2 separate regions of the Homo sapiens genome follow, and region 1 is linked to region 2. Evidence: chromatin loops called from intact Hi-C (ENCODE). Cell type or tissue: mammary epithelial cell. All regions are shown on one strand. Links, peaks and the distances in the headings refer to the core of each region. The heading gives the core; the rest is flanking DNA. Region 1 has its middle 9.7 kb from the start of PLD5. Region 2 has its middle 81 kb from the start of PLD5.

Region 1 (5,387 bases), core at 108-5,107, 71 kb after region 2:
TAACTACTATTTTAGAGGAGGGGAGTTTCTAACATATCTGATTGGGCTATCCAATTGTGCATGGTGACTAATAGGTAAAAGCCATTTTAAAATATAAAGTACTATTTCCATGAATGTCATCCATACTATTTCTGACAATAATTATAATATGATATGCTTTGTACTTCAGGTAAGGGCTTTTCTTTTCTAATATAGAAAAGATGTTGCCAGATATCCTTGTTGACTTTACACCTGCTTATGGCAGAAGGCTGAGGGTGATGTCTTATGTGTTCCTGACACACTGATTCACAGTGAGAATTGAACTGATTCTCTGCTAAGCCCCAGAGAAAGTATTAGAATTGAGTGGAGACTACAAAAACATACAGATCCTCCTTGGTGATAGTAATAGGCACTTGGTATTCAAAGCCATTTTCACCCTTGCCAGTTGGATTGATACTCTTGCTAGTGTATTTTAAGATTTATGTCTCTGTACAGGGTTATGGTGTTGATTATACTGCCCTTGTATGGCCTGTGTAACCTCGTGAAAATTGGCTATCACAGCCGGGAAAAGTACAGGACAGATCTCAGCTGTTCCCAAAATGTGTACATGAAGGCAGGGCCCAAATGATTGGAGACAAATCATCAGATGAAAAGAACACATAAATATCTCTGTCCAGGGAGACTGCTTATGGTTTCATCTTTAAAATACAACAAGGGGATGAAAACACACTCACATATGTGTGTATATGTGTATTTTTTAAGAGATGAGAAGGTAGATACAGTCAACACTTGGGACTATGTGGTATTTGTCCTATGCAAACCCTGCTCACTTTATGACAGAGTACATGACGTGGGCTGTTTTTGCTGCACCACCAGAAATGCTTGCATGGCTGTGTCTGCCATCTTCCAGCAATTCCTGGCCAGAAAACAAAAGCATTCCTTAGTGGATTCAAAAGAAAAATGAGAACATGACCAGGTACATTCCAAGAGGATACACTGGAGGAGAACAGAGCAGGACTTATGCAAAAAGCATGCATGACAACACATGTTTATACTGTTCAAAGGCTGAGCTCCTCATTTTTGTCAAGCTGAAAAAAAAATCACTATTAGAATATTTGGATATGGTTTGTTAGAAAAACAGACACTGACACTTTTTTTTCCTGCATTGAGTTACTGAGTTGTAAAAATATGAAACCATTTGGGATAAATTAAATTAAATAAAGATTAGATAGGGATTCATTCCCAAAGTCAATACTCAAGGCCAGTTGTTAGCTGAAGTGTGATGTTTGCAGAAACTTCTGTCAGACCTGTGATTTCAGCAAGCAAGCAATTTGGGACAGTCTTTGATAGCTGGGGTCCATCTAAATCAAATAAGTGATAGCATGGTAGAGAGGGAATATTTTCAGTCTGGGGCATTTGGGTCATGTCCTATCGGTCACTATTTTGGCAAGATCCTGTTGGTCATGGCATATAACATTAGTCTTGGCAGGAATAGTGCTTGGAAGAAAATTTACCTGTTGGGAATAAATTTTTCCCTGCTTAACATCTTCTTCCCTCCCTCTCTCCCTTTCTTCCCTTCTTTCTTCCTTCTTTTCCTCCCTTCCTCTCTCTGTCCCTTATTTTCTTTTTTCTTTCCTCACTTTGATAAATCTCTAAAGTGGAGAGGAATCTGCTATGCTGTGGGCAACCATTAAGCATTGCTTACATTAGAACCACACAGAGTTTTCAGACCAGTGTGGGCAAATATGTTTGAGAGGAAGTTTAATAAGACTGAATGTTGTCCTCACACCTGTAATCCCAGCACTTTGGGAGGCCCAGGCGGGTGGATCACTTGAGGTCAGGAGTTTGAGACCAGCCTGGCCAACATGGTGAAACCCCGTCTCTACTGAAAATACAAAAATTAGCCAGGCGTGATAGTGTGAGCCTGTAATCCCAGCTACCAGGGGGGACTGAGGCAGGAGAATTCCTTGAACCTGGGAGGCAGAGGTTGCAGTGAACTGAGATTGTGCCACTGCACTCCAGCCTGGGCAACAGAGTAAGATTCTGTCTCAAAAAAAAAAAAAAAAAAAAAAAGAAGATTGCATGTTAAAGCCTGCTGTAAAGTCTCAGAAAGCCAACAAAGACATTGTTAGAGGGTAATTCCACAGATGCTGAGTATGCCTGAGTTGCTAAACCACACTCATAACAACCTATTTCAAAATCAGTTCTTCCAGTATTAGCCCATAACCTACTTCTAAACTAGATCAGAAAAGGCAGAGAATTCACTGAGAGGTTAAGGAGACCAGGCGGTGAGGAATTATCAGGGGAAGGGTTGTTTTCTTCAATTATCTCACACCCTGTGAGAGGTCTTCAAAAAAACCAGTTTGGAAACATGACTGCTGATCCTGGAAGTTTGGGGGAGGGCACAGAATCTGGGAGCTAATGTATTTCTGGGGAAGTCTAGAGTTGGAAAGATGGTGTCTTCCTCTTGAAGAACAAAACATCAGGACTATACTGGAAAGGTCTGCACATCCAGAGTCTGAGGGACAAAGGTATCTGATCTTAAGGGCTACAAGTGCTCACAGTAGAGGGTTTCTGGTATTGATCATCTTGTAGGGATCTTCCCCAAGGGTCCTGGTTGGAGGGTGAAGTGACCCATTAGAGGGACGGATCTGAGGAGGGGTGCTGAGAGGAAGTGATGAGCAGTCAGCCTGCTGGGGAGATCTCTGAAGAACCTCCAAAGTACCCCATGGGAGTTAAAAATCAGCCTTTGTTATCTGCTATACTCAAAGAGCATTGGGGCCAGACTACCATCTGGTCAAGGAAGATTTTTCTTCTCTCTTACCCTTAATCCCCATGGCGAATGCTGTGGTATACAACAGATACTTCTTTTCAGGAAAGAAAGACTCATTTCCCCCAGGTTTTAGGAGTGCTTCAGGAAGATGGCCCTCAGCCTTTACCTTTCTATGGGGGTTGCCTCAGCTGAAGAAATTTGCCTTGCCCAATGTCACAGCTGAAGCGAGAAGCCCATTCAATGACTGATTCACGTAGAAAACAAATGAATCCCCAGCCTCTCATGCAGGGCAACTCTGAAGGCCCACCGTAGCTCCAGAGCTCTCTGTGGGGACATCTGAATGAAGCTTTAGTCAGATTGCTCAGATTCTCCCTTAGTCCCATCCCTTCCCCGCATGTGGATCCCCAAAGCACTCCTTGCACATCTATCTCCATCTCAGCGTCTGCTTCCTACAACACTGCAAGCTGCAACACTCCTCATCCTGCACCTGGTCTGCAGGGGCCACAAGCTGCAGTCAGCAGATGGTGGAGGAGACGGAGCACCTCCCTCTTCCACTGCAGGTTCCTAAGTCGAAAACAGACCTCCCAGGGGGAGGAAGGATCTTTCAACTGCATGTGATTCTTAGACTGGGCCATTTAAAATTAAAGGCTGTCCAAAATGAACTACGAGACAGGTCAGATCTTTCATGAGGAGGAAAGAAGAGGTTAATGTGAGTTTAATGGAGATCGTGTGCACAACTGCTTTCCATTCATTCCTTTAATGAACTTATTACAGTAGCATACATTATAAGAATCTGGGTTTTGAAATCTGTCCTGGGTTTGAGTCCAAATTCTGTCACTTACCCTTATGTGACCTTGAGCAGTTCACTTCACCTCTTGAAGCCACAGTTTCTAAACTATGAAATGGAGATGGTAGTAGATTGCTGTGAGGATTAAATGAGATTGTATGCAAAGCTTTGAGCACAGCACCTGGCATGGAGAAAACATTCAGACTTGCTCTCCTCTTGAGTAGCTTCTATGGTTTCTGCCCATGCATGACTCTCCTGGAACAGGAAATGTGCAGACAGTGATATCTCAGGCCAGGCTCTATCTCTTCTCATGGACGAGTGCAAGAGAGTAAATCATAAAGAGAGCTTATATAAATCTCATACCATTTTATTTCTCATGATAAAATTGTAAATGAAGGCAATGATTCTTTGCAACTTCAATCGGCTTGTTGCAATCATATCTTTTTTAAAAAACTGTTTTATGGCAACTTGTATTCAATTTATTGGACCCACTTCTCAGCAAAACCAGCTTTTCTCTTGCAATTGCCTAGCAGATTCTTACTTGGCTGCTGATACCTGACCAGGCTGAGGTCTGAAAATTTTGTTGATTTGTGTTCTATCCTCCCTTTCTTTCCTATCTGTTATTGGTTTAGCGATATGCGAGTCTTCCTGTCTCTCCTACATGCTAAAGGACTCCTTGGCCAGGTTTTCTAGTTGTCACTTGTTCCTCCTCCATTGGTTTCTCCTGTCCTCGTTTCACTGATTTCTCAGCTGGAATTTATAGTCTCCCCTATCCATGACTTGGGGTGAACTCAGTGATCTCTGATGAGTATAAGTCAAGGAGCTTTCTTCTTGGAGAGCCTAAAACTTTTGGTTGCCTTTCCCGCCTGGTACATACATTGACTTTGACACTCTTGTGTCAAAATTGTAGGAGGTACACATGTTCAGCTAACCATAGATCTAGCAACTAGTTTAGTATAATTCAATTTCTTTGTGTCACTAAAATTCAAGTTGCACAATCTTTGGGAAAAATCCTAAGTATACTTATGATTTATTATATTAGAATTTTACTTATGTATCTATAGTAGTCAAATAAATAATTGGTCAATTGGCTAACAGAATTAAAAGGGAGAGAAATGGCATGGCCCTTTTACTATAGTGTTAAATATAGCATATTCCTCACATGCCCCTTCATAATAAAGAGATTAAAGCCTGCAGAGTTCAATGTATCATTCTGAAGCTGCGAATATTACTAAATTATAACCCTACATCTAAGTGAATATCAGGCCCAACTGGTCAGTTTTGGGAAAGACGCCCTGAGTATGTATCTTGTTCCATAGTGATACCTTAGTTGCATCAAGTAAATTAGTATCTGTTTTCTAAAGAAAGACTTTGTATTTTATGTTTAATTCTGTTAAGCAACTCTGAGAGCCAACTTCCTGCTTAGTGACTTTTCCCAACCACTTTGACCTGCCTTCCCAAACCAGCTTGCATATCTCAAATTCTGGGAATGTGTGTTTTTCAACAGCATAAAATGCTGTCTCGATAGGGAACTATTGATTTAGCGTTCTTTTCTGCACCATTAATCCTAACATTTGATCATAATCTTATGCTACTCCTGGTCTCATTAGAGTTTGTCTATTTATAGAATTGTAAATTCCTCTTTCTCAGCATTTATGATTTCTCAGAATTTTGAATCCCCACGGCACTTATAAAATCTTAAATATACACCAGAAACTCAATATTTGTCAAGTTGAAATTTTGAGTTTCCATTTAGCAAAACCAAACTTTGTCCTTTTGCTAAGATCATCGAAATGTGTAGCCATGTTTTCTTTTTAGAAGCTTATTCCCATTTGGGTAATTTTCTCC
Region 2 (5,387 bases), core at 261-5,260:
CATCCCAATGACAGAAAAGGAAAATGTTCTTTTGCAAATTAATATGTGGCTGGTCTAGTTTGTATCCTTTAGTGTGTGTGAGTGTCATAGATGAAAGTCTATCTGACTAGGACCAAGTCTAGAACACTGACAAACACTGGGAGACAAGATTTTTAGGGTGAAACCAAAGAAAAGCCCTTCTGAACAATGTGCTTGTAGAAGACTTGTAACCTTGTGTGGTATAATTAAGATATATACATATAGTCATGTACCATATAACATTTAACAATGGACTGCCTATGTGAAAGGGGTCCCATAAAATTATCATGGAGTTGAAAAATTCCTGTAGCCTAGTATTTACTAAGGGGTATGATATGGTTTGGCCCTGTGTCTCCATTCAAATCTCACCTTGAATTGTAATCTCTATAATCCCCAGGTGTCATGGGTAAGACCAGGTGGAGGTAACTGGATCATGGTGGTGGTTTCCCCCATGCTGTTCTCCTGATACTGAGTGAGTTCTCATGAGATCTGATGGTTTTATAAGCATCTGGCATTTCCCCTGCTTGCACTCACTCCATCCCGCTGCCCTGTGAAGAAGGTGCCTGCTTCTTCTTTGCCTTCTGTCATGATTGTAAGTTTCCTGAGGCCTCCCCAGCAATGTGGAACTGTGACTCAATTAAACCTCTTTCCTTTATAAATTACCCAGTCTCAGGTAATTTTTCACAGCAGCATGAGAATGGACTAATACAGGATACTTCAGAAAGTTTGTGGAAAAATAGAATTAAAATATAAAACTAAAAACTATGAACTTTATTTTTTAACATAAACTCCATCAAGGTAAAGACACTTTTGTAAGCAATAATACTGGCCATTTAGTCCAGCCATAAAGAACTGAGGGTCCTGGGAATTTAAGCCTGTCAATGCAGTCTCTTTTATACTATTAAGTAAAGAAACAATGGATGCCCTTTAAATACTTTTTAAGATTAGGAAACACAAAGAAGTCAGAAAGAGCCAAATCAAGATGGTGAGGTGGAAGCTGGGCATGGTGTCTCATGCCTGTAATCCCAGCACTTTGGGAGGCCGAGGTAGGCGTATCCCTTAAGGTTGGGAGTTCGAGACCAGCCTGGCCAACATGGTGAAACCTCGTCTCTACTGAAAATACAAAAACTAGCCAGGCATGGTTGCACATGCCTGTAATCCCAGCTACTTGAGAGGCTGAGGCAGAAAAATCACTTGAACTCAGGAGGGAGAGGTTGCAGTGAGCTGAGGTTGTATCACTGAACTCCAGCCTGGGTGACAGAGTGAGACTCCATCTCAATAAATAAATAAATAAATAAATAAATACATATATACATACTGTGAGGTGAATGCCTAATGATTTACTATTGAAACTCTCACAAAATGACCTTGTTTGATGACAGGAATGAGCAAGAGCATTGTCATGGTGAAGGACTCTGGTGACGTTTTCCCAGACATTTTTCTGCTAAAGTTTTGGCTAACTTTCGGAAAACATTAATAATAAGTGGATGTTACTGTTCTGTGGCCCTCCAGAAAGTCAACAAGCAAAATACCTTGAGCATCCCAAGAAACTGTTGCTGTGACCTTTGCTCTTGAGTGGTTTGCTTTTGCTGTGACTGCACCACTTCCACCTCTTGGTAGCTATTGCTTTGACTGTGCCTTGTCTCAGGATTGTACTGGTAAAGATGTGTTTCATCTCCTGCTACAACTGTTTGAAGAAATGCTTCAGGATCTTGATCCCACTTGTTTAAAATTTCCATTGAAAGCCCTGCTCTTGTCTGCAGCTAATCTGGATGCAGTAGTTTTGGCACTCAGGGAGTGAAAAATTTGCTTAACTGTAATTTTTCAGTCATTCTGTAAGATGAACAAGTTGAGATATCTATCGTGTTGGTTATTGTTCTGCTGTTAGTCATCAGTCCTCTTCAATGAGGACATGAACAAGATGATTTTTTTTGGTCAAAAATTGATATGGATGGTCTGCCACTGCAAGGCTCATCTTCCACATCATCTCATCCCATCTTAAAACAAGTTATCCATTTGTAAATGGATGATTTCTCTGGGGCATTGTCCTCACAAACTTTGCATAAAGCATCAATGATTTTATCACTCTTCCATCCAAGCTTTACCATAAATTTGATATTTGTTCTCACTTTAATTTTAGCAAAATTCATGTCGCCCTGATAAGGGCTCTTTTCAAACTAGGTCCTGTTCAGACATGTTATAACAAGTTAGTAGTTTATTTGTAAAATACTTGAAATCCATTCATAATTTTTTTTATAATACACACTTTCCATGAACGTTTTGAAGACTCTTTGTGCCATACTTTCTATCATTATTTTAGAGTGTATTCCTATATATAAAAATGGACCTCCATGAGTGTTATTGCCACCTGAAGACCTTGCAGTGGGACAAGATGTGTAGGTGGAAGATAATGATATTGATGGTCCTGACCCTGTGTAGGCCTAGGGCAGTATGTGTGTTTATGTCTTAGTTTTTAACATAATTTTTTTTAAAAAAATCTAAAAATAGAAAAAAGTTATAGAAAAGAATATAAAAAATATTTGTATATACCTGTACATTGTGTTTATGTTTTAAGCTGTTTTATTACAAAAAGTCAAAGTTAAAAACATTAAAACATGCATAAATTTGAAAAGTTACAGTAAGCAAAGATTAATTTACTATTAAAGAAGAGTTTACATGAATTGAGTGTAGCCTAAGTGTACAGTGTTGATAAAGTCGACAGTACTGTAGTGTAACATCTCAGACATCCTAGGTCTTCACATTCACTCACTACTCACTCACTGACTCATCTAGAGCCACTTCCCGTCCTGCAAGCTCCGTTCATGGTAAGTGCCCTATGTGGTGTACCTTGTTAAAAATCTTTTATATTATATTTGTATGGTAACTTTTCTATGTTTAGATACACAATGCTTACCATGTGTTACAGTTGCCTATAGTATTCAGTAAGGTGACATGAGTGTAGCCTAGGAGCAATATGATATACCATCTAGCCTACGTGTGTAGGAGGCTCTACCATCTAGGTTTGTATAAGTTCACTGTGATGTTTGCACAGTGAGGAAATGGCCTTTTCTCAGAAGGCACCCCCTCCGTGGTGCACAACTGTATATTGAGTCTGGTGCCTGACTGTATATTGTTCCCGGTGGCACAGAATCTCTAGAGTGATAAGAATTTCTTTTGTATGCTGATAAGATGACTCCTGGCAGGAGCCCCTAGGTAGCTCCAGGCTGGGAGCTACCACCAGAAAGATGAAGCCATGAGTAGAGAGAGGGTTGGAACTTTCAGCCCTACTCTTTAATTTCATACCTTTGACATACCTCTCCATTGGAATGTCTCACTACAAGTTTAAGGATGACATATTCAAAATGGTGCTCATTACTAATTCCTCATTTCTACTTGCCTTACCTCCATGGGTCATGCTCCCATCTGTTGAGCTTCAAAACTCGGAATGGCCCCAGGACCCAACAGGTCAACCAACACTAACTCTGTGGCTTCCTCCGCTATGTGCGAATCACTAGCATGGCCAGAAATATGGCAGGGGCAAAAAGACACAGCATTTCCCAACACTCTTATCTCCACTGTAATGAAATGCAATTAAAAGATCCAAGGCTCCTCCACCAGTGAAGCTTCTCCTTAGGAATCTTCCTTGCCTCATTCTCTGCAGCTGGCTCCTTCTGCAGCCATTTCCAGGGTGACAGTTTCCCCTCTTCCATCCACCCCCATTTCTATATCTTTATGGTGTGGTGCATATTTATGACGAGTGCGTTGCGGTTGCAGCATTATCGTTCACATTCTGCATCTTGATGATTGCCCCGGGGTTCCCAGTTCAGCTTCCAGCTTTACCCGGGAAAAGAGGGACAGTAGCGTGGACTCCAGAGCAGCAGGCATCATCTGCAGCTCAGCCGCTGCCCGCTCATTATGCATTGTGGTCAAGCCCCAGCCGCTAACTGCGTAGGGCAGAGATTCCCTCTTCAAAAACTTTCCACGTCACCGTGCACGACAGAGTGGTGTTTTGATTTGTGAGGGCTGGCTTCTGCCACAGACGGCTGCTTGGGGCACATTGGGCATTCTCATCACACCGGCGACTTCTCCAATGCTGTGTGCCGGCCACAGGTCGCCTTCTGAACGCTGTACAAGGCCAAGACGTGGGCGCTGAGGTGGGAGTGTCATTCTGAAAGATGCAGTTCACTGAAAAATGCTCACAGAGGCAGTCGTGTGTTTGAGGGTGGCATCATCATAGGTTCTCATTTCCTCAGATGCTCCACTTAATGAGACCTTGGGAGAAAACATAAAAAGCACTTTATCTTTCAGAAGGTTGGCAAGAAATGCACTCGCCCTGCCTATTTACCCAAAGGGAGAAAGGAAAGGGGATCTTGCAAAATTGCACTGTGTAAAATGCAAATGAAGCCAAACCCCTTGAGGAAATTAAGGTATTATAGGCTGTGTATATAAAAACTAAAAGGATCTTACTTTGTATTAAAAGCCAAAACCCACAGTCTTCTGCAACCTCTTGTGTCCTCAAAAGGACGGTAACTTGATTCCTAAGGAAAAAAAAACCTGCTTTTCCCACAGATAACTCAGGATACTATCTGCTTCTTATGCCCCTAGCCTTGCTGCCACCCAGACATCAATGTGTAAACATAGGAAACTGCTTCCATCACTCTCTGAATCCGGAAGATGCATGCAAATATGCATGAGTGAGCAAAAAGACAAGGTAAATACACCAGTATTTCCAGAACATAACTCTAAAGTCAATAGATGTTATTTTCACTTTTCGAGTAGAGGAAAGAATGATGCCTAAAAAGTAAAAGGATGAAGTAATGTCCTTAGTGTGTATTTGTTAACAAATATTCAGAAACCATTTCCTCTGCAGTTGATAGTCCTGTGGAAGCATTATTTGTTTTCTCCCTTCCTTTCCTTCCTTTCTTCCGACTGGGGAAGATTCCTGGAAATGGAACACTGAGTCAGAGGATGAATGCATATAATTTTTTGCTAGGTATTGTGTAACACCCCTAAATAACCATTACCTGTGGTGACAGTTTAAACCTAATAGCCCAGTGACTTCACATGAAGAGGCTTTTGCTTTGTCATTCAAGGTACAGATTCAAGTGAAATGAGGAGCCATTTAGCCATGTAGGGGCTCACACTGATGGGAACTTCATGCTTTGTGATGCCGCCCTCTCAACACTCAAGACTCACCAGGCAGGAAGGGAGCTCATGGGGAACCCAGCCAGTCTTCCCTGTCTCATCCACAAGTGACATAGGTCCTGTCTGCTCATAGCCCACTGACCAGAACTTGTCACATGAGCCTGCTAAACTGCAAAGGTTCAGAATTTGGTGAGCACTTGCTATGCCCAGCCATTTAATCTTTG

The links. A loop is a pair of places that touch in the nucleus more often than their neighbours do. Peaks named below come from ENCODE experiments on the same cell type or tissue, not always from the same donor. Only the 100,000 strongest peaks of a DNase experiment are listed, where the experiment ranks them.
Region 1: it touches region 2 in a loop (2.2-fold over the local background); 1 of 110 quality-filtered maps calls a loop at or near these places.

Annotation. Positions count from the first base shown.
Region 1 is chr1:242,531,713-242,537,099 of GRCh38, reverse strand. No RefSeq gene overlaps it. Among named protein-coding and RNA genes, the nearest start is that of PLD5, 9.7 kb to the right of the region's middle. In mammary epithelial cell, for the core only: no CTCF peak of the experiment used is centred there; a DNase peak (open chromatin) is centred at 2,139; H3K27ac peaks cover 1,499 bases.
Region 2 is chr1:242,603,134-242,608,520 of GRCh38, reverse strand. No RefSeq gene overlaps it. Among named protein-coding and RNA genes, the nearest start is that of PLD5, 81 kb to the right of the region's middle. In mammary epithelial cell, for the core only: no CTCF peak of the experiment used is centred there; a DNase peak (open chromatin) is centred at 2,810.